2 separate regions of the Homo sapiens genome follow, and region 1 is linked to region 2. Evidence: read pairs that join two places in POLR2A ChIA-PET (ENCODE). Cell type or tissue: OCI-LY7. All regions are shown on one strand.

Region 1 (2,500 bases), 540 kb after region 2:
GTATCTGCCTTTGAGAAAATGTGAGAGAGATGAACTAAAGAAGTATATTCAATTTTTAAGTAGAATTTAGAGAAAACATGAAGGACTCAGGACTTGATGGGTTTAAAATAAAACTACTTCTAGTCAGATATGGTAGCCCATGCCTATAGTCTCAACTACTTGAGAGGCTGAAGTGGGAGGATCACTTGAGCCTAGGAGTTCAACTGAAGTGTGCTATGATCTCACCTGTGAATAGCCACTGCACTCCAACCTGGACAACAAAGTGAGACACTGTCTTCAACAAACAAAACAACCACAAATCAAAAACACTTTAGTGGCCAGGGATGGTGGCTTACACCTGTAATCCCAGCACTCTGGGAGGCCAATGTGGGCAGATCGCTTGAGCTCGGGAGTTTGAGACCAGCCTGGGCAACATGGCAAAACCCCATCTCCATTAAAAATACAAAAATTACTCAGGCATAGTGGCGTGTGCCTGTAGTCCCAGCTACTCAGGAGGCTGAGGTGGGAGGATCACCTGAGCCTGGGAGGTGGAGGTTGCAGTGAGCCAAGATGGTGCCACTGCATTCCAACCTGGGCAACAGAGTGAGACCCTGTCTGCAACAAACAAACAAACAAAAAGTGGGTTTCCACTATGCTGACATTAAAGTCCAAAATCCTAAAAATGACCCAAGACATATTTTACTCTTGATCTCAACTCTTTCAGCCTCTAAGTTTATCCCCTAATGTACTTCACTAACTCCTACTAATCCTTCAGCCTTTTTTTTATTATTATTTTTACAAAAAAAAAAAAAAACAAAAAAAGAGATGGGAGTCTCGCTATGTTGACCTGGCTGGTCTCAAAGTCCTGGCCTCAAGCGATTCTCCCATCTCAGCCTCCCAAAGTGCTAGGATTACAGGTGTGAGCCACCATACCTGCCCCCAGGCCTTATTTTAAATATCATTTTTTAAGCAGGTCTTCCCTGAACAGTCCCTCTCCCCTCAACCAGGTTAGGTCTCAAGGTCACATGCTCCCCTAACACCCTGTGCTTTCCTAAGTACCACTTAAGATTGTGATAGCCTGAGCCGGTGTGACTATGTGTTTGGCTCATAAGCTCATAAAGGCAGGGACCCTCCATCTTGTTCACAGCTGTGGCCCTGGAGCGAGCAATGCCGGGCATCTAACAGATGCTCAGTAAATAGTTGTTCAATGAATGCCTGAATAAATAGGTTGCTCCAGTACCCATGACTCTAATGAACAAACATTTGGCTACCTCTTTAGCAAACGAAAAATCAATCATGGGAGGATTTCTTAGTAACATTATTGCATTGATGACCAAATACATGCAGACTCCTCATTGGAAACAGAAGAACAATCAAGGAAGCAGAAACTCCAGGTGCCTAGTGGCAGCAGTAACATTTCACGGTTTAGATTTGCATTTGTGACCACAACCTTACTCTTAGCTATGAATAAAGAGTTTCACCAGGGCCAGCTCATGGGTGGGCAACCAACGCAGTCACACTGGGCCGTGCTTGGCTTAATGCTCTGTGGTCACCATGTTCAAATTCTTAATTTTTTTAACAAGGGGCCCCACAAATTATGTAGCCAGTCCTGAGTTTTACAAATTAGTTTGATTTCTGGAAGGGAACAGTGGATAGCTAATCCCCAGCTAAGGAGGCATCCTCCATAATCAAGGTTGTTTTCAACCTCCCTGAGCACATGTAAGTCCTAAGAAAGAGGGTTACATTTCTAGGACATGTTTTCTTCTGATATAAATTATATCATACATTATGTAGCGCTCCCTTTGAGAAAGTCGAGATTTTTCAGATTACAGAAATACACAGCAGTCTTCGTTTTATTGCTGTTAGCTAAAAAGAGGTTAATTTTTCTTAAAACTAAATTCTACTTAAAACTACCGTAGAATTCCTTTTTCATTTTCAACTTTTTAAACTTTATGAAATTTAACAAATACACTGAACGCTTGAAATTTCTTTGGAGATAGAAACTGGCAGGGCATGCTTCTCAGAATAGGAAAAAGAAAAAAAAAGAAACTGGCAGGACACATTGGCCATTCACAAAGAACACTGGTTTAGTTATCTTTATGATAAAGGTGTTTCAAGGCGTCAGATGTTTAAATTTACAAATAGCTTCTCTAGTCCTGAAGAGTTTCAAGTTAATTGTTAAGCTTATAAATGTTTAGACCATCTCAGAAACATTTAGACCATCTTAAATATAGGTTCATTTTGTTCCTCAACCAAAGATGACTTTGTTCTCCGGGGAACATTTGCCTATGTCTGGAGACATTTGGGGTCATTTAACTGCAGGGAGGGTGCACTGGCATTTAGTAGGTAGAGGCCAGAGATGCTGCTAAACATCCTGCAATGCACAGGACAGCCCCCACAACAGAATTTAACTGGCCAAAAATGGCAAAAGTGCCACAATTGAGAAAGGCTGGTCTAAACATATATGGCATTTGCCTCAGATAGGAAACGTGACAGCACTAAGCCACAAATCCAGTGACAA
Region 2 (2,500 bases):
TGGAAATGTGTCAGGCAGATACACAGGAGACCTTCCCAGGACACCCACCATCACGTGGATTGCTAGGATCCACCTGCCATCCGGCCAAGCTTCCTCTGTAGGCAGTGGCCCCTACCTCATCACTCCATTGGCGCTTCCTTCATGGGAACTATACTGTAGTGGAGAGGATGAACTTGTCAGAGAAGGGGAAAGTCGTATCAGGATATTCCCCAGAATCACTGTAGCTGAGTCACCCCTCTCAGCAGAAAAGCGTTATAGTTGGGCCCTGAGGGCAGAATGTCTAGTTTGACCCTGGTGTCAGCACTTCCTAGCTATGACTAGGGCAAGCTACTTAACCTCTCCAAGTTCCCATGTTAATGACAGTGGGTTTATAAGGACTACATGTAATAATGCATGGAAAGCATAAAGGACTGGTCCTCAGCACCTTCAAATCCTCCACAATAGGGTTTCATGAACATGAATCTATGAACTCCTCTTCAAAATCCTGTGCACAATTTTTTGCCCGGGATCCATGACTTTCATCAGATTCTCAGAGGAGCCTGGGACTAAAAGAAAAGCAAAAACAGAGCAAAACAAAGCAAGAGAAACTGAACACTTTCTTGTTTAGAGCAGCTCTTCTCCAACTTTAGTGAACCACCTGCCCATCTTGTTAAAATGCCAGCTCTAAGCCAGTAGGTCTAGGGAGGATCAGGCTCTGCATACTTAAGAAGCTCCTGGTTGGTGCTGCGACTGCTGATCCATGGACCCCACTTTGAGTAGTGAGGGTTTAAAGTGTCTTAGTTGTTTGGGCTATTATTTGTTATAACAGGGTAGCCCATAAACAACAGATATTCATTTCTCCCAGTTCTGGAGGCTGAGAAGTCCAAGATCAAGGCACTGGCAGATTCAGCCTCTGGCGAGGGCCTGATTTCTGGCTCCTAGACAGCATCGTTTCTGTCTGTCCTACATGGTGGAAGGGGCTGAAGGCCTTTCTGGGGCCTCTTTTATAAAAACACTAATCTGGTTCATGGGGGCTCCACCCCCATAATCTAATCATCCTCCCCAGGAACCACCCCTACTACCATCACCTTGACTGACAGGATTTCAACATATGAATTTTGGGAGGACAGGAACATTCAGGTCATAACAGCGTCCACATCTTGATTTTCTTCTGCAGTGTGGAGAGGCACTGTAACATGCTGATTAAAAGCATGAGCTATCAGGACAGACAGCCTAGGTTTGCTGCCTGGCTTTGTCCCTTCTATAATGTTGATGAAGCTACTGAACTTCTCTCTATCTCAATTTCCTCATCTGTACAATAGGGGTGATAACAGTATCTCGCAAAGAACGTTGCTGTAAGGAATACATGAGTTAAAGAGTTTGTAACAAAGCTGGGTGAGGTGCCTGAAGTCCCAGCTACTTGGGAGGTTGAGGTGGGAGTATCGATTAAGCCCAGAAGTTTGGGTTCACCCTGGGCAACACAAGACCCTGTCTCTAAAATAAATAAACAAATCCCTATTTTTCTACCAGCAAATTTGAACCCAGAATCCAGAACTGGATTTTCTTCCATCTAAGTCCTAATTCACACACATAGGACCTGGAGCCATAAAGAAAGTCGTGGTGCATGGCTTATGAAGAGTGGCAATCAAAGTGGGGTCACCGTGCAGTGTAGCCACTGTCACATGAGAGAAAGTTTGAGGTGGAACAGAAACTCCAAGTCACAGTTGTGTCTGGCAGCTGAGCCTCCACCCCAGAGCACACACCTTGGTGAGGAGCTGGGCTGGGGATTCAAAAGACCTCCCACCCAGCATCATGCTCTTGCCATAATTTTATTTCTCCTGTTGGCGTGTTGTCTTTGGCACTCAATTATCTTATGAGAAAACATGTGGAAACTATGATTTCCCTCCGACCCTGCTTTTTGGATCTAGGTTTTTATTCTTTTTCAGGAAATCAAAGCATGTGGCCAAATACTGAAGCAAGAGGATGTCTGTTTATTGGTTTTTTTTTTTTTTTTTTTGAGACGGAGCTTCACTCTTGTTGCCCAGGCTAGAGTACAGTGGTGCCATCTCGGCTCACTGCAACCTCTGCTTCCTGGGTTCAAGCAATTCTCCTGCCTCAGCCTTTCGAGTAGCTGGGATTAACAGGTGCATGCCACCATGCCCCGCTAATTTTTGTATTTTTAGTAGAGACAGGGTTTCACCATGTTGGCCAAGCTGGTCTTGAGCTCCTGACCTCAGGTGATCCTTGGCCTCCCATAGAGCTGGGATTACAGTGTGAGCCACTGCTCCTGACCTTTTTTTGTTCTTTTAAAAAATAGGTCCAGGTATATTCAGGTTGAAAGAACTGATTAGAGTTTATGATTTGACTAGCCCAGAAGTTTTTTTCTTTTAAAACCAACTTTATTGAGGTACAATTTACACCAAATACAAATGCACTAATTTAAAATGTGTACTTCAGTTGGGTGAGGTGGCTCATGCCTGTAATCTCAGCAATTTGGGAGGCCGAGGTGGGAGAATCAGTT

What was found. ChIA-PET counts read pairs that join two places held together with the same protein. Peaks named below come from ENCODE experiments on the same cell type or tissue, not always from the same donor. Only the 100,000 strongest peaks of a DNase experiment are listed, where the experiment ranks them.
Region 1: POLR2A ChIA-PET joins it to region 2 with 8 read pairs; 2 of 35 experiments call an interaction of 5 or more read pairs at or near these places.

The regions. Positions count from the first base shown.
Region 1 is chr9:76,462,332-76,464,831 of GRCh38, reverse strand. All of the region lies in intron 2 of GCNT1 (glucosaminyl (N-acetyl) transferase 1), which reads right to left. Among named protein-coding and RNA genes, the nearest start is that of GCNT1, 4.4 kb to the right of the region's middle. RefSeq lists a silencer at 1,380-1,429. In OCI-LY7, no CTCF peak of the experiment used is centred here; DNase peaks (open chromatin) are centred at 1,131, 1,421 and 2,451; H3K4me3 peaks cover 1,599 bases; H3K27ac peaks cover 2,500 bases.
Region 2 is chr9:76,997,847-77,000,346 of GRCh38, reverse strand. No RefSeq gene overlaps it. Among named protein-coding and RNA genes, the nearest start is that of FOXB2, 21 kb to the left of the region's middle. In OCI-LY7, no CTCF peak of the experiment used is centred here; no DNase peak of the experiment used is centred here.